2 separate regions of the Homo sapiens genome follow, and region 2 is linked to region 1. The links are chromatin loops, found by intact Hi-C in ENCODE. Cell type or tissue: ovary. All regions are shown on one strand. Links, peaks and the distances in the headings refer to the core of each region. The heading gives the core; the rest is flanking DNA.

Region 1 (10,653 bases), core at 2,959-7,958:
TAGTCCCAGCTACTTGGGAGGCTGAGCGGGAGGATTGCTTGAGCCCAGGAGGTTGAGGCTGCACTGAACCATGATCATGCCACTGCACTCCAGCCCGGGCAACAGGTTGAGATCGTGCCTCCAGAAAACAAAAAAAAAATGCTACCCGATTAGCATCCCAAAATGATTTTAGTTTATACAGAGGAGAGCCACAGAGAACTATGATTAGTACATTATCTATAACTGTGAAATATTAGCAACATCAGGGAAATGATTAAGTAAATTCTGGGTACACCAACTTAAGGATTTTAGGAGACAAAAAAAAAGAGTTGATTCATGCTCTATTACTGTAGCTAGAGCTGTTGTCTGATTGGCAAATCACAATGCCTCAAAAGAAGTTTCCCTTGCTCTTATGATACGTACAAACTCAACAAACTAGCTTACATCACCTCTTTAGATTCGACCTTCAAAATTTCCCTTGCCCTCCTCCCATCTACAATGCACATGTGCCGTTCCCTCTGCCTAGAGCTGTCCCTCCCTGTTGCCTAGGAAACTCCTGCTAATTCTTCCGATCTTAGCTCCGACCTCGCTTGGCTAGGGGAACCCTTCCCTGATCACCTCCCCCAACCCCAAGACTAGATCTGGGGCTATAGCACTTTGTAATTTCCGTATAATATCATAACTGCCCAATTACTTCTGACACTAGATCATCAGCTCAATGAAGGCAGTGAGCATTGTATCCCCAGGACCTCATTCCATCCTTCCCTTATGAATGAGTCTTTATACTGAGTGAAAATGGAAGAATTGGCAGGGCACAGTGCTCCATGTTTGTAATTCCAGAACTTTGGGCAGCTGAGGTGGGAGGATCACTTGAGCCCAGGAGCTCGAGACCAGCCTGAGCAATACAGGGAGATCCCGTCTCTATAAAAAATAATAGTTAAAAAAAAGATAATGGAAGAATTGACAACTGTGTATGAGATATGATTACAATTTTTAAAAATCATACCTTCTAAACAATAGAAAAGAAATATTAGACAACAAACTGTTAGTATTTTAGTCACCAAATTTCTATTGTAACCATATATTATTTTTATAATTACAATAAATCATTTTGTCATTTTTTTCTTCTTTTTAGAGACAGGGTCTCGCTCTGTCTCCCAGGAGCGATCACAACCCACTGCGGCTTAGAACCGTCTCAAGCAATCCTCCTGCCTCCATCCCCTCAACCCAAGCCCCCAGGAGCTGGGACTACAGGCACATGCCACCATGCCTGGCTCATTTTTGTTATTTTCAAATGAACCCCCAAAAAGGGAAACTATCAGAATTCAGCACTGTGGTTGAGAATGATATTTCAAGCATAGTGCCGATAACAGTGCTTTCAGTAGAAAAATAAAAATAGAAGGCTGGGGTAACCTTTGGGTGGAGGAAAGTGACATTTCTATAAACAACCCATATGTGGGCTATAGCAGAGGAGGCAGGTTCAGAGTGAGAGGGGAAATATCACAGGGCTGGATACACCTGCCCAGGGGACAGGCAGGGACCAACCTGTGAAAAAGGCAAAGACCATAAGAGAGGAAGAAGTGTGGAGGGAGCAAAGATGAACTAGTGGATGCTGAAAGAGGAGAAGGAATGAAGAGGGAATGGGTGGGGAGAACCCTGAGGGCAGCAAAGGACAGCCAGGAGCAGACAGCTCCCACCCGGACGAGGATGGCTGGGCTCGGTTTAGATGTAACAAGTGAAAAAGGGGTAGAAGGCTCACACCTGTAATCCCAGCACTTCGGAGGCCGATGTGGGCAGATCGCCTGAGGTCAGGAGTTCCAGACCAGCCTGACTAACATGGTGAAACCTATCTCTACTAAAAATACAAAAATGAGCTGGGTATGGTAGCACGTGTCTGTAATCCCAGCTACTCTGGAGGCTGAGAAAGCAGAATCACTTGAACCCGGGAGGCGGAGGTTGCAGTGAGCCAAGATCAAGCCACTGCACTCCAGCCTGGGTGACAGGGAGACACTCCGTCTCGAAAAAAAAAAAGAAGAAATGAATGAAAGAGGAGTAGAAAGGGGGTTCCAAGGAAATTGAGTGGGGATGGCCGCAGGGTGTGCGTGGAGGATGGGTTGTATGGAGCAAAGGGCACATGAGCAGCAAGGCTCCAGAAAACACCCCAAGAGAAACTTAGAGAAGGATGCTTGCAGCCTGGTAGAAGAGAGAATCAGAATTTGTCTGAAAAAACATGTTGGAGGTGTCAGAAAGAATGGTGTCAAAGGTGAAGGAAACTTGGGGGTTGAATGGAGATGAAGAAATCTCCTCATGTGGCGAAACTCAACTGAAAGTTGACACGCATATGACTAACCCAGAAAGCAAGGGACACAGCCCAGCCCAGGGAAGAGCTGGAGAAACAGGCGAGGGAGTGGAAATGAGTTGTTTGCTGTGCAGGAAGAAACTGGGTGGAGATGAATGTCAGGGGCAGTTTCTGGCTTGTTTGATGCTAGGCTGGGGCACTTATGTAATGACAAGTTGTAAGGACTATCTTAAAATAACAACAATAATAACAATAACAAAAAGAGAGCTGGAGTGTTTACTGACAGCTGCCGCATGCCAGGCAGGAGAATGAGGATGGCTACGGGATGGAAAAGATGAGGGTCCTGGATGGGTTTCCCTAACTTACGTAGGTGGTTCAGGGGGCCCAGGAAACTCACTGTTAAAGGATTTGGGGAACTCGATCCAGCAACTCCACTCTTCTAGAAACTTCCCCTGTACTTCTGATTCAGGGTCTGACTGATGAGCTTAGGTCTGTATGGGGAGTCAGATCCCGGCTGGAGACCCAATGCTATGAAGTCAGGTATCTCTGTCCCAAATGCACAAAGTTGCACGAGACATTCACCAAGCACATTAATAAAGCAAAATAAGAAGTTCTTCCTTTCCCAGGCATCAACAGTAACTGACAGAAGAATCTGAGCTGAAAAACCAATAGCACCACCAGTGTGCATATGACACCCATAAACCTGCTTCCTGTGGAGAGCTTCCTAATTGGACAGTTTAGAGACCTCTCTCCTATATCCAAACACTGCATCTCATCCATGATCCAGACAGGATATACATCAGGAGCTGCTGTATCCTTCTAGCCAAGTGTGACCTAAAGACTCCTGGTTGTCATGCCCCCAATTCACACCTAGGAAATGATGGAAATATACCCTAGGCTGCACTCATGTGCGTGTGCGTGCAGACACACACTCTCACACACACACACACTCACACACACACAGAGGACACTAATGTGCAAAACTTCAGAGCTCAGGAACCACATTTCCTGCCATGCTGTTCATTCAGGAGTGAGACTTAGGCTGATGACCAGAAACAGGGCAAAAGATGCAGACGGAGTCTGGATGGGCCTCAGATCTCTGGTTCTGGTCTTTTCTCAGGCTAAGCAGCATCCCTGTCTCCCTCATCAACAATTTTCTTGCTCAATAAAAAAAAGCCTGGGCAACATAGTGAGACCCCATCTCTATGAACAATAAAAAAATTAGCTGGGCATGGAGTCACACATCCTTGTGGTCCCAGCTACTCAAGTAGCTGAAATGGGAGGATCGCTTGAGCCCAGGAGGTTGAGGCTGCAATGAGCCATGATCATGCGAATGCACTCCAGCCTGGGAGATGAGTTAAGACTCTGTCTCAAAACAAACAAACAAATGACAACAACAACAAAATCTCAGGCCGGGTGCAGTGGCTCATGCCTATAATCCCAGCACTTTGGGAGGCCAAGGCAGGAGGATCACGAGGTCAGGAGATCGAGACCAGCCTGGACAGCCTGGTGAAGCCCTGTCTCTACTGAAAATACAAAAAATAAGCTGGGCATGGTGGTGCATGCCTGTAGTCCCAGCTACGCAGGAGGCTGAGGCAGGAGAATTGCTTGAATCTGGGAGGTGGAGGTTGCAGTGAGCCAAGATCATGCCACTGCACTCCAGCCTGGGCGACAGAGCTAGACTCTGTCTCAAAAAAACCCCCAAAAAACAATAAAACCCAAAACAATTTTCTTGGACCCGTGAGTCAATGAATTCCCCTTCTGGGCTAATTTCACTTGTGCTGGGGCTCTGTCTCTTATCATCAAATCAATATACCCAGGCTGGTGAAATCACAGTGTGAGCTTTTGCCAAAAATAATCTAGCTGGCAGAGGAAGAGAGGCATGCTCCCTATAGCAGAAGGGGGCTAGTGAGGATCTGGGTATTTGTGGCCCATGAGTGCTTGCTCTTGGCTTTGGAAGTATCCTGGTGAGTATTGCCATAGGTCACAGCAGGAGCCCTAAAAGGAAGACACTCGATTAAGCTGGAAATTTGGGGCTTTGATCGGGGCTTTGATCAGTTCCTTTGATCAGTTCCTTTGATCTTTGGTAAACACTACCATGAACGCTGGGCACAGTAGTGATGCTGCCATTTCCTTGACCACAGCAGAGGTTTATATTTGGGTAAGGGAGGCATTGGAGACAGCTGGGCAGGGGGCTGGGGGGAAAGGTAGCTGCTGTCTAAACTGCAACTTCAGTAACTATGACCATGAATATGATTGCAGGTTTGACTGCTCATTTAGAGGGCTTGTCATTCGGAGGAGGGCTTTAGCTGATCTAGGGGACAGTCAGAGACATGCAATACATATGACTCAAGAGGCCGTCTGGTGTGACACGCAATCAGGAATAGCTCTGCAATTCTGCTGGATTAGGTCATAAAAGCATCTCCCAAAAGAAAAGTGTATGAGATGTCAGTGGTCTAGTAGGTCATACGTCTGCAAACAGTGGGATGGCCATCAGATCCCATTTGGGACAGTCGTGGTTTACACCTACTATGTTGGTGTAATTATTAATAGCACCCCCTTTCACGCTCAGAAGTATCTGGTTTGAATGGTAAATTCTGTGGTCCCCTAGTGGACAGAAAACTTGATGTGTCACATAGAAGGGAGAATTGGGTCTTGAGGTTCCTATGCGGAAGAGGAATGGTGACTTCTGCTCCGATGAGTGCAGGAAGCCCCAGGGAGCAGGGAGCGGAGGGGAGGAGGGAAGGGACACCTCTAGGAAGAAAGAGAACAAAATGAAACTACTGTCCAGTGTTGATGGGAAAAAAGAGGAAGTTATCAGGGACAGACAAAGGGTGTGGAAAAAAATGAGAAGCCACAAGAAAACTGCTGAGGACAGAATGGGTGGACTCACTGGTGAGCTCAGAACCACAAGGACATGTGTTCCCCAGCACAGCAAGGATGACCTTGGAGGAGGCTAGTGTCACAGAGGGCGACACAGAGTGGGTCATGGAGACAGAACCAGACTGGGCAGAATCCAGGGCTTGAGTCACTCGCTGCAGACAGTCATGTCAGGGTGTGTCACTGCCAGGGACCAGAGCTCTGCAGGGATGATGACAAATGGATTTGGGCCAGCAAGGTCTGGGTCAAGGGAGCAAGATAGTTTCTTCTTCTGTCACCCATAATGATGAGTCCCTTAAGGAAAGGCTGTGCCATCCATTTCTGGCTCCCCTGCACTTATTACTGTGCCAAGCACATGATATATAGTCAACGAATTGATATATCAATGAATATCTGAGAAAATAAAGGGAGGAAAGCAAGAGTAAAACATGGAAATACAGGAAGTGGCACCGAAGCAGAAACATGTAGAAAGGACAGAAAAAGTGAAGCCAAGAATTGAAAAAACAGAGACCCCAGGAAGTGGTGAGAGAAAGGAACTGAAAATGGGACTGTGTATGTACCATGAAGGCTAAAGGCCCAGGCTGCAGGGCTGGAAAACTCAAGACACAACATGGGAAAAGAATGAAAATTATAGTTTCTTGTGTCATGGGAATTTGAACGAAATCAGTTGGTGAGAACTTCTTTGTTTGATGGGATTAGTGAAGACAGCACGTTCACTCAACATGTGTCAAAGTAATTTAAAGCCAAAAAGTAGGCCGAGTATGGTGGCTCACATCTGTAGTCTTAGCTACTTGGGAAGCTGAGGTGGGAGGATTGCTTGAACCCAAGAGGTTGAGGCTGCAGTGAGCTATGGTTGTACCACTGCACTCCAGCCTGGGTGACAGAGTGAGCCCATCTCAAATAGATAAACAAATAAACACATAAATAAATAGGCCCGGCGCCGTGGCTCGTGCCTGTAATCCCAGCACTTTGGGAGGCCGAGGCCATCGGATCATGAGGTCAGGAGTTAGAGACCAGTCTGACCAATATGGTGAAATCCTGTCTCTACTAAAAATACAAAAATTAGCCTGGCATGATGGCGTGCACCTGTAGGCCCAGCTACTTGGCAGGCTGAGGCAGGAGAATTGCTGCTGGTCTCCAACTCCTGACCTCAAGAAATCTGCCTGCCTTGGCCTCCCAAAGTGCTGGGATCACAGGTGTGAGCCACTGTGCCCAGCCAATGTGAGTGTTTTTTTGACCTCACTGTTTTGCTGACTATCTTGATCTCCCGCCTGCCATAAAACTCTATGCTGGAACCAGCCAAGGCTATGTTGAACAGGTATAGGAACCTGCTAATATTCATGACAAAAGTCCCTTCTTGAAGATGGATTTCTAATGAATGTCTGGGAATTTCTGATCATTTCAGGCATGAAATCTACACTTTTAGAGAATGGAATTAAGTGAGGAGAAATTAATACAGTAGAGACATCGAAGCACTAGAAAGGAAGTAAGGGAATGTTTATTTATCAAATACCTGTGAAGTGACAGGCAAAGTACTATACACTGTTTTTCTCGTTTGCTCTCTTTCCTTTGACATAGTTTTTTTCACCCCCAAATCCAGGCCCTCTTCGGAAGATACTTCAATGACTCAAGAAAACAAACCTATGATCTCAGATTTTCCCTTTTGGAGGGAGTAAAGTGTGTGTCATAGGGATGGAGCTGGTCCCGGGCTAATTTATGATAGAGAACAAGGTTTTTCCCCGGTTAAGACATGAGACACCACCTACCCCAACCCCTATCTGATCTCCATTCTTACTTTTTTTTTTTTTTAGATGGAGTCTCGCCCTATCACCCAGGCTGGAGTGCAATGGCCTGATCTTGGCTCACTGCAACCTCCGCCTCCTGGGTTCAAGTGATTCTCCTGCCCCAGCCTCCAGAGTAGCTGGGATTACAGGCACCTGCCACCACACCCAGCTAATTTTTTGTATCTTTAGTAGAGACAGGGTTTCACCATGTTGGCCAGGCTGATCTCGAACTCCTGACCTCGTGGTCCACCTGCCTTGGCCACCCAAAGACATGAGCCACTGCGCCCAGCCTCCATTCTCACTTTCTTGTCCTGTTTCTTGGTACAACTTACTTGACTTATAGTAAAGTAGCCAGGGAGGGAGGGAGTGTGATATATTTCTCAAGAATATGTATAATTTGAATGAAAACTGGAGTGAAGGCAATGCCTGACTAGGGGGAATGAATGGTGGATGCCAAAATTTCAGGCATTGTAGGGAAAAGCATTCTCTAGGAAGAATGCAAGACTCCCAAGCCCCTCAAAGCACACTGTGTAGGTGACTGTATGCTCCACCTGTCTGTAAGTTTGGTCCAGGGCAAAGGGGATGTTGCTGTCAGCTTTTTGCATCTCAGACTTCTGCCAGCCTTCATATAGATCAGTTAGAAGCAGCTTCCAGATGCCTAGAGGGTGACTGGCTCCCACAGTGGTCCGGGACTTGGCTGGCTCTGTGCTCTGCAAACAGAACTGCACTCTGTGCTATCCAGAGTTCTGTGGATTCCCCTTTTCTCCATCATCCTCACTGGTCTACATTCTCTAATTCTCCCAGAGTATAAAATATTGAACGTGGGTTGCTAAAGATGGAATGTTTATGCCCTCCTCACCCACCCAATGAGCGGTTCACATGTTGAAACTGAATCCCCAATGTAGTGGTATTTGAAGATGGGGCCTTTGGGAGGTGATTAAGTTGTGAGTGTGGAACCCTAACAGAGAAGACTGGATGTCTATAAACAAGGAAATGGGCCCTCACCAGACACTGAATCTACTGGCACCTTGATCTTAGACCTCCCAGCCTCCAAAACTGTGAGAAATAAATGCTTGTTGTTTATAAGCTGCCAGATCTGTAGTATCTTGTTATTGCAACCCAAACAGACAAAGACATTGGCAAACCTTGGGAAGAGTTTTGCTCGATTAGCTAAAGTACATAAAAGGTCCCTGAAATAATGCAGCCCTGGACTCTGCGTAGAGGAAGATGCTCCAAGTTCTGCTATACTAAGAATGCAAGCACATCACACTCTTGCTTGGAGAGACTGATTTGTTTGCATATTTGAAAGTTGTAAGTTTATAAGATGAGCTTCTGGATTTGTTCCACAGTTTGTTCAAAGTTTCACTGCTTGAAAAGCTAAGATTCCATTTCAAATAGAGAAAAGGGGGTGTGGCCGGGCACAGAGGTTCACACCTGTAATCCCAGCACTTTGGCAGGCTGAGGTGGTGGGATCATTTGAGATCAGGAGTTCGAGACCAGCTTGACCTACATAGTGAAACCCCATCTCTACTAAAAGACAAAAATTAGCCGGGCATGGTGGCAGGTGCCTGTAATCCCAGCTACTCAGGAGGTTGAGGCAGGAGAATCGCTTGAACCCAGGAGGTGAAGGTTGCAGTGAGCCGAGATTGCGCCACTGCACTCCAGCCTGGGCAACAGAGCAAGACTCCCTCTCAAAAAAGAAAAAGGAAAAAACAGGGCGTGAGACCTCAGCTCTCTGGCCACCTGATATAAATCATTTGGTCAATCCAAGACCACAACTGGGTTCTAGCCAGTGGGCACAATAAGACACCATTGGAGTGAGTATGCAGGGGGAATCACTCTAGCGTGCAGTTCTGTTTGCAGGGCCAGAGAGAGAAATTTCCCCAACCTGCACTGGCCACTGTTGAGCTGTTTGAATGTACTCCAAGCGCCTTACCCTAACCACTTCCTTCCCTGCCTTCCCTTGCTTTCCCTGCCAATCTCAAAACACTACAGTATTAACACTTAAGACTTTGGAGAAATGAGAGGTCTTAATCTGAAAAAAACGATGCTAATTCTAAACTGCTGCACTTTTAATGAGCTATTTAGAACTAATAGCAATTTGAACTAATTATAATAGTTTAGCGCTGTTTGTCGAGTCTTGTGGCTGTAAAACCCTGAACACTGAACTGAGAATATGCTATGAGGTAAAAGAGTCACTGAATTTCAAAGCAGAAAGAGACTTCTCAGAGGATTTAGTAGAAGGCTGTTAATTCACAGCTGTAGAGACAGTCTTTCAAGAAGGTAAGCTGATGGCCTAAAAGACCCAGGGCCACTAAGAGTCAAAAACAGAGCAAGAGCATGGGTGCTTCTGATAGCTGGCTCAGCCCTATTACTTATTTTCTTTCTTTTTGTAGAGATGGGGTCTCACTCTGTTCCCCAGGCTAGTCTCAAACTCCTGGCCTCAAGCAGTTCACATGCCTTGGCCTCCCAAAGTATTGAGATGACAGGTGTGAGCCACTGTGCCTGGCCCCAGCCCTATTTCTACTACAATATGGCTCAAAAGAAACTGAAGAAAAGCTTATTACATTATAGTGCAGAATGGGAGGATGAGGATGGATGAATTCAAGTTATAGGTATTTTTGAAAATGAGATATAAGAAGTTTAAGATAGATTGATAAGCAATAGGGACACCATAAAGCTTTCAGCCTAGAGGATTTGTCCTAAAAATTTAACAAAATGCTCCCATGGAGGCCCATTTGGCCAGAGAATGTGAGACAAACACTGTCATCCAAGCAACTTTGGTGCGATGCTATCATTGCGTGCCCAGAGAGCAATAGGCCAAGCTACCCCCTTGTCTAGGACACTCTGATGCACAAGTACAGAATTCTTGAAAAACAGAACTCTGGATGGATTTGAAGGAAATGAGGCAATTGGAAGTCAGTTTGATATAGAACAAAGAGTCACAAACTTTGGAATTGGACAAAGTCAGATCCAAGGCTTACTACAGTGTGATTTTAACCCCTTGAATCTTAGATTCCTCACCTGTAAAATGGAATTAAGAGTATTCAGCCATGAAAATGTAAATTAGTACAACCACTATGGAACACAGTATGTAGATTCCTTAAAGAACTAAAAGTAGAACCACCATTCGATCCAGCAATCCCACAACTGGGTATCTACCCAAAGGAAAAGAAGGGATTATATGAAAAAGACACATACACATGCATGTTTTGAACAGCACCGTTCACAATTGCAAAGACGTGGAACCAACCTAAGTGCCCATCAACCAACAAGTGGATAAAGAAAATGTGATATATGTACACCATGGAATACTACTCAGCCACAAAAAGGAACAAGGTAATGTCTTTTGCAGCAACTTGGATGGAGCTGGGGGTCATTGTTTTTTGTTTGTTTGTTTGTTTGTTTTTTGAGATGGAGTCTTGCTCTGTCACCCAGGCTTTATATAGGGCCTAATGTATGTGGTCCAGATAGGTTAAGACCAAGGTTGGCTTCAAATTAAAAAAACAAAACAAAACAAAACAAAACAGCAAAACTGGGCCTTTTTATTCCGTTATTTATAAAAGCTATTATTTTGCTCCTCTTCATAAGAGAATAAGCATATGCACTGCAATGCATTTTTAAGTTAATAAAAATACTTTGAACAGATATTGTTGCTTGAGAAAGCTTCGAGATATTAAAGACTCAATTCATTTATTAAAGAAAGTAAAC
Region 2 (8,328 bases), core at 595-5,594, 87 kb after region 1:
GAGGGGCTTAGGTGGTAGAGAAATAAATAAGTCAGCAAAAGAATGGCTGTGCTTTAAATTTTTTTTTTCTTTTTAGATTTTCAATTTCTTGTTTCTTAATGCCTTCACCTTCCATATTGACTTGGACACCCACCTGGTGTCCACCTAATCACTGACTTTATTGCCTTTGCTCCTCCTTTGTCCTCTCCTCACCCCTCTTGCTAGCAATTGTAAGGTCAATGACCTCGTTGGCTTGGACAGACTCAGGAATAAGTGATGAGGGATTTTTTTTTTTTTTGATAGAGACAGGGTCTCGCTCTGTCACCCAGGCTGGAGTGCAGTGGTGCAATCATCGCTCACTGCAATTTCAAACTCCTAGGCTCAAGGCATTCTCTTGCCTCAGCCTCCCGAGTAGCTGGGATTGCAGAAGTGAGCCACCACGCCTGGCCTGTCATTTTTTTTTTCAATGTTGACTTTCCAGTTTTTCAGTACCTTTTCAAATGATCACACAAAAGTGTTAGAGGTTAAGATGTCACCACGCTATGAGGGCACATGAGCCTTTGGTGGCCTCCAGGACACAGATGACAAACTGTGAACAAAAATCCATCAGTGGAGGAGGGGAACAGACAGTGCCCTGAGTCCCCCACATGGGGCCTTAGGTTTGCTGATGTGTGTCTGTCTGTACACATGCATAAATATGAGTGTATCTGTGTGTGTATTCATGTATACATAACTCCTTTTATAACAAATATCCTTTGATTAAAAGTAATAAATCTCCCTTGGCTGAAGTGACAGGTATCTGGGATTATTATTTTGCTTTTGCAACCCATAAAAGAAAAACCAAATCCACAAGATCTGCAGGGGAGGAGCAGGTTAAATACTAAGTGCTGGGTCTAATCCTTCAGCAGCCAGGCAGGATTAGGGGCTGAGGCTTGTACTGCTGACGAGAGACAGCAGAAGGCTGCATGGTAAGTGGCACGTGTTCTAATGAGTTGAAAGCAGCATGAAGGAGCCTTTTTTATCCTCTGGCTCTAAGAGTTTGCCTTATCTTCTTAAGTGTCAACTTGTTAATATTTGAAGAGAAAACCAGAAAAGTCTTACTGATTCCTGCTTTCTCCTGTGCTTTCTTTTGAGGAGGTCGCTCATTTAGAAGCACTTGACTTGGGTGGGCATCCCTATGAGCTGGAGGGGCCCAGGCTGCAGAGGCTCTCATGGGAGTTCTGTGGCTGGAAGTGGGTTGTTGGAGCAACTCGAACCCGAAGTTGAGTTCATTCATTATCCCAGGAAAGGGCCATCAGTTAAAAGGGAACTCATACTTTCAAGACCAGCCTGCTTTCAAGGTGTCAACTGATCGTGTAGACAATGTCTCAAAAAACAAAAAAAAAATCAACCATGACATTAACTTCAAAAAGCAAGGGATTGATTTGTGATCAATATGAAAATATGAACAATGAAGACAAGCAGGAAAGTACCCACGAGGATGATTTTTCCACCAACTGCTTCGTGCACATTGTACCACAACCAAAGAAAAGAGCAGAGAGGAACATCCCTGGGCTCCTGAGAGGAGAGATGGAGCGGCGTTTGAATGGTGTTTGTCTCCCTGGCTTTTCCAGATACAATCTCCGAAGCTTTTTACTCCTTCACAATTGGCTTCATTAGCATTTCAGGAAAGACTCTTTCTGTTCATGAGTTTTACCTTTCTGATGTTAGTTCCCTATTTTCAGGCAATTTATCAAAAGGAGTAGAGTGATCCAGATTAAGTGTATGGATGAAACGGGACTAAAAAGCGATATTAATGGGTTTTTCTTACCCCCTCAAAAATATTTTTCTTTGTGATGTAGGAATCACCTGACATTTTTCAGGGATGGTGCAAGTGAGCTCAAGTGACGGGTCAGTGCGGTGGGACACTGGCCATGGTGCCAGCAGCATGGGGTCACATCCTGGCTCTGTTGTGTGACCTTGGGCAAGTCACGTACCCTCTGGGTTGAGTGTGCTCATATGTAAATCAGGAGATGGCTTACACGGGAGATAGCTGCTTTGCATCACAGAATTGCTGTGAGAAATAGCATAAAGCAAGATGATATTTGGGAAAGTCCTTTGGAAATAACAGAATTACCCACATGCCAAGTGGTTTTATTCCATGCTGCCCTGTTTCAGCTTGCTTGGGCAGCAAGATTCAATTATCTGGAGCGCCAGAGGGAAGAGGCCTCTGTTTAATTTGTTTTTCTGCTATTTTCAGAGATTTAATTACAAGTCCTTACTGATGCAACCCTTCTTATACATTTTTCTAAGCTCCACCTGGCCTTTTGCTCACCTTATCACCTTATCAAGCCAAAAAATCTTCTTTTGTGTAAAGGTAGTGTTCGTTAGCTTTCTTCCAAATAAAGTCACTAATTTTTTTCCCTTATAATTTAAAGTAGGCCTGGCGCAGTGGCTCATGCCTGTAACCTCTTTACTTTGGGAGACTGAGACAGGAGGATTCACTTGAGCCCAGGAAGTCGAGGCTGCCATAAGCCATATTTTCACCACTACATTCCAGCCTGGGCAACAGAGACAGACCCTGTCACACACACACACACACAAAAAAAATTAAAAAGTAACTTGTGGAGCAATACTTTGAGACTAAGTAAATATCTTGCTCGTATCAAAACTTCACCCACCAGGTTTAGCTTTTTTTTTTTTTTTTTGAGATGGAGTCTCGCTCTGTCGCCCAGGCTGGAGTGCACTGGCGCGATCTCAGCTCCCTGCAACCTCCACCTCCTGGGTTCAAGCGATTCTCCTGCCTCAGCCTCCCGAGTAGCTGGGACTACAGACGCATGCCACCACACTCAGCTAATTTTTGTATTTTTAGCAAAGACGGGGTTTCACCATGTTGGTCAGGATGGTCTTGATCTCTTGACCTCGTGATCTGCCGGCTCAGCTTCCCAAAGTGCTGGGATTACAGGCATGAGCCACCGTGCCTGGCCCAGCATTTGGTATTAATACATTTCTAATTCCTTCATTCTTTCCACATTTATCAGCTTGCACGCTGCTATAAGGAAGGGTTTCCCTCTCCCTAATCAATTTATTATTTATTTTTCATTTATTCGTTTATATCAATATGAACTCATGGATTCTTGTTCTACACCACTTGGTTTGATTTTTACATTATCCCCACTTTGGCCAGTAGGGGGCCCTAGCTACCTCCCACATCCTCCTGCTATAGCCCTTCAGTCTGTTTTCCTGACTTTCCAGCACAAGTCCTTTTTTCTTTTTGGCTAAATCTAATGATCCATGTAGTCTGTCCTGTGAGCTTGGGATTCTACCCAGAAGTCAACAGACAAGAGAGGAATTTTGATAAAAGATTAAAAAAAAAAGACAGTTTCTGAGTAAAATGATAGCCCAAGGCATCTCCTTTCTAGACCTCCGATGAATTGATGAAGAAATATGAAAAACAGAAAAGACTCCATAACAGTGCAGGAAATTAGGGAAGAGATCCCCTGCATATTAGAAATTCAATTTCCCTTCTCAAGAAACAGCAGCAACAAGGGCTGAGATCACTTATAAGTGGGAGCTAAATAATGTGTGCAGGGCTGGGCACGGTGGCTACACCTGTCATCCCAGCATTTTGGGAGGCCAAGACGGGCAGATCACTTAAGCCCAGAAGTTCAAGACCAGCCTGGGCAACATGGCAAAACCCCATCTCTTTGGGGTATGGCGGTGCATATCTGTGGTCCCAGCTACTCAGAAGGCTGAGGCTGGAGGATTGATTGAGCCTGGGAAGTTGAGGCTTCAGTGAGCTGTGATCACACCACTGTGCTCCAGCCTGGGCAACAGAGAAAGACCCTGTCTCAAAAAATAATAATAATAAAATAATGTACACACATGGACATAGAGTGTGAAATGATAGAGATTGGAGACTTAGAGGAAGGGGGGTGATGAGAAATTACTTAATAGGTACGGTGTACATTATTCGGGTGATGGATACACTAAAAGCCCCGAATTTACCACTATGCAATATATCCCTGTAATAAGTTACACTTGCACCACATACATTTATACAAATAAAAAATTTTTTAAAGAAGAAAATAATTGTAACCCTTGTTCCAGGGCCTCATGGCGTTTCATGCCACCTGGGCGAGACAGCGTGCGTTCTTACTGGGCACTGGCACTTTGGACGTCTGTCGAGTGACTGACTTTTGGAAGGTCCTCATCATCTGTCTTAGTTGAAATCTCTTTTAATGATCAGGTTACCCAATGAAAGTATACTTTGTATGGATCAGAAAGACCCTTTGTTTCCCGCAATTAATTAAGTACACTAGCTTTGCAAAAGCATCTTCAACCTCTATCAGGCTATAGAGATTCCGCCTTTCTCCCACCACCTCCAACCTTGGCATTGCTCCCACAGCCCATCTGGGGGCCGGTGCCCCCTCTTCTCTGTGCCGTCTGCTTCCACCCTGCTAATCTCTTTCTTTTATTATTTTTTAATTTATTCTTCTTATTTATTTTTTGTCTTTTTTTTTTTTTTTTTTGAGACCCAGTTTCACTCTGTCACCCAGGCTGGAGTGCAGTGGTGCAATCTTGGCTCACTGCAGCCTCCACCTCCCGGGTTCAAGCAATTCTCATGCCTCAGCCTCCCAAGTAGCTGAGGTTACAGGTGCAAACTGCCATGCCAAGCTAATTTTTGTATTATTAGTAGAGATGGGGTTTTACCATGTTGACCACGCTGGTCTCATGGTCTCCACCCGCCTCAGCCTCCCAAAGTGCTGGGATTACAGGCATGAGCCACCACATCCAGCCACTATTTATTTTTTGTCCTTCTAATCCTTGGAACCTGTGAATTGTTTTTCCTTATTTATTTAATTACGTATTTATTGTTATGCTGCTAATCTCAAAGGACGCTTTCTTCTAGAAAGCAGAAACAATTGATTCTGCAAATGTGTGGTTTCCCATTGACATCTAAGGAAAAATGAAACAGGGCCTGGGAGACAGTTTACACCGTATTCATCCAGGACATTCTCACTGATGGACTTTCCACGAAAGCTCTGCAAGTTTTCCTTTCAGTTTCACTGTCCGTTGGCCGGTACTGGTTGCTTGACTAAGCCCTGTTGGCGTGGGTTACTGCTCACCCTGACAGGTCTTTGTGAAACATGAAACAATACAAACATTCTTCTCATTTCCCCTCCGTTCTTCCTCTTGGAGCTGTTCCCAGTCCCGGTGGCCCTTCTGAAGCCGAGTGGGAAGCTCAGAAGGAACCTCTGGATTTGTTTACCGGTGTCAGGAATGGAAACTGCTGGGGCACCTGTGTACTCTTGCTGGTTTCTTAAACTCTGTCTGAATCCCACACACCCTTGCTTTTCGGGGAGTTGTGGCTGGCTGGGACAGGAGCAAGGAGTCTCTCCTTTGAGTCAAAGGAGGCACAGTAGCCAGAAGGAGGGCTTAGATATGAGAATGTTACAGGCCAAGAAGCTAGACGGACCATCTGGAGAGTGACCAAAATGAAAAGCGCAGCGGCAGTTGTGCAGCTGTGGTCTGGAGCGAGGTGTCCAGGGTCTTGGGCAATGGAAGACATAGAGGAGGCCAGAGATGATTGCTTCCAATGGAGTCTGTAGCTCGCACTTGCTTTTGTGGCCAGTGATGTGAGCAGATGGGTTTACCAGGCTATAAGCTTTTGGTGGCTGTGTGCAAAGACTTCCACTGAGATGATCGTGTCTCCTCAGGCACATCTGGGTGTTGGTCCTGACAGCTGGAGTATTGGGGTTTGAGTTTTGCCTGAAGGACTCACTGGTGAGGCTGAACCAAGTGTGTTTCTTTGGCCATCACAAGGACCCAGGCAGGATGTCATACTCAGCAGTACAGCAAGAACTGGTCCAATGCTTCAGATCTGTGATTCTCAATGGGCAGAGGGCAATAAGTAATGTCTGAAGACTTTTTAAAAAAAAATTAATTAGAGAGAGGGTCTTGGCTCACTGCAGCCTCCAACTCCTGGGTTCAAGTGATCCTTCTGCCTCAGCCTCCCAAGTAGCTAGGACTACAGAGGTGTCCCACCATGCCAGGCTTGAAGACTTTAAAATTTTATATATTTTATTTCAATTTTTTTTGAGTTGTGGTCTCACTCTGTCACCCAAGCTGGAGTGCAGTGGCGTGATCAAGGCTCACTGCAACCTCCACCTCCCCAGATTCAAGCAATCCTCCTGCCTCAGCCTCCTGAGCAGTTGGGATTACAGGCGTGAGCCACCACACCTGGCTAATTTTTGCATTTTTGGTAGAGACGGGGTTTTGCCATGTTGATCAGGCTAGTCTCGAATTTCTGAGCTCCAGCAATCCACCCATCTAGGCCTCCTAAAGTGCTGGGACTACAGATGTGAGCCACCCCCAGCTCGGCCTAAGTTTATTTTTTGTTCCTAGGTATTTGAGAGGTGCAAGTGCAGGTTTCTTACATGTGTATTTTGCATAGTGATGAAGTCTTAGCTTTTAGTGTACCTATCACCTGAATAGTGAACATTGTACCCAATAGGTAATTTTTCAACACTCACCCCCTCCAACCCTCCCACCTTTTGTAGTCTCCAATATCTGTGATTCTATTCTGTGTGTCCATGTGTACCCACTCTTCAGCTCCCACTTATAAATGAAAACATTCCATATTTGACTGTTTCTGAGTGATTTCACTTAGGATAATGGCCTCTAGTTCCATCCATGTTGCTGCAAAAGACATGATTTCATTCTTTTTTATGGCTGAATAGTATTTCATGATGTGTGTATATATTATATATAATTATATAATATATTATATATTAGTATACATGTACATAATATATTATGTAATATATAATAACATTTAATATATTACATTATATAAACAATATATTATATTATATACATAATAATTATATATTATATATTATTATATTACTATAATATATAAATATAATATATAAATATATACTATATGTTATACTATGTATACACTATATATACTATATTATATTAATATATTATATATAATAGTTAAATATTTTATATACAATTATATGTACAATAATATATAATTATTCTATATATAGTATAATGATATATATATCATATTTTCTTTGTCCAATTCTCCATTGCTAAACACTTAGGTTGATTCCATATCTTTGCTATTGTGAATAGAGCTGTGATAAACATATTAGTGCAGATGTTTAGAAGACATTTTTGAATGTCACTGAGTGGGGATGCAGCCAGCATCTAATGGGTAGAGGTCAGGGATGCTGCTAGACATTCTACAAGACACAGAATTATCAGTGCCCTGTGAGAAAGAATTATTCAGCACTAAGGTTGAGACACCTGCCTAGATTCTAGGAAATACAATGTCGTAAGTTAGCCACTGGGAGGGTGCTAAAGCCCTCCAGGGACTAGTACAAGATTGAAGAGACCCTCACTGTTGAAAGCAGAGGGCATGTACTCCATGTCACACATTTTATGTAAGCCTCACAAAGTTTTTGCCTTCAAGAAAATCTAGAATTAGAAGATCCTTATTTATTTCCACAGTCCCTGGGTTCCACCTTCAAAGTATCAAGATTTGCTGATAGCTGATTATTGCCCCATAGACAGAGTTTTCTTTGTGATGCATCTGCTTATAACTTTTTTGGAGATTCAAGAGTTGCATAGGAAGTTTAGGGGCTGACTGCTTTGCCCACTGGGACTGTAATGTAGGATCCCCTTTGCCTTTTTTTTTTCCATCTATAATCAACAGAAATTTATTTGCTCATGGTTCTGTTGGCTGAGAAGTCCAAGACTGAGGGATCAGCATCTGGTGAGGGCTTTCTTGCTGTGTCAGCCAAAGGTCAGGAACCCTGTACAGGGACTGTGTAGACAAGGTGTGAGGCCAGTTTTCCCAAGGAGCTTGTATTGGCTCTATAAGTCAAGTTTGATTCCTTAAAGCAAATTTCACCATTCCAGTCAAAGCCTTGGTAAAATAACCAGTATCTCCAGTTGTGTCCCTTTTGCTGACATGTCAGTGAAGCAGCTATGTTGTCTGTGGTAAATACCTGGGTCCATCATCTTGTGCTAAGAAAATTTAGCACACAGACATACACAGGAGTTTAGGAGCAGAGATTTAATAGGCAAAAGACAGAGAAAGGAAAACAGCTCTCGCTCTAGTGAGAGAGAAGGGACTTCCATGAAGAAAAGACCCCCCCCTTTGTCTTATTCATATAGCAGCCTAGAAAGAATGCTGTTCTGGGACTCAAGAGGAAGTCACTTGGTTTTTCTGGCCTCAGTTTGCTCACCTGTAAGATGGGCTGGTGCAGCGGATGATCCCTAAGATCCTGCCATTGTGCCCTGATTCTGAGACTAGCATTATCAGGGAATCCATACAGCTTCATGCAG

The links. Peaks named below come from ENCODE experiments on the same cell type or tissue, not always from the same donor. Only the 100,000 strongest peaks of a DNase experiment are listed, where the experiment ranks them.
Region 2: it touches region 1 in a loop (24-fold over the local background); 1 of 110 quality-filtered maps calls a loop at or near these places.

Annotation. Positions count from the first base shown.
Region 1 is chr10:30,489,077-30,499,729 of GRCh38, forward strand. No RefSeq gene overlaps it. Among named protein-coding and RNA genes, the nearest start is that of MAP3K8, 60 kb to the left of the region's middle. In ovary, for the core only: no CTCF peak of the experiment used is centred there; DNase peaks (open chromatin) are centred at 5,022 and 5,245.
Region 2 is chr10:30,578,828-30,587,155 of GRCh38, forward strand. No RefSeq gene overlaps it. Among named protein-coding and RNA genes, the nearest start is that of LYZL2, 47 kb to the right of the region's middle. In ovary, for the core only: a CTCF peak has its summit at 3,114 (motif pointing right); a DNase peak (open chromatin) is centred at 5,054; H3K4me3 peaks cover 854 bases; H3K27ac peaks cover 1,105 bases.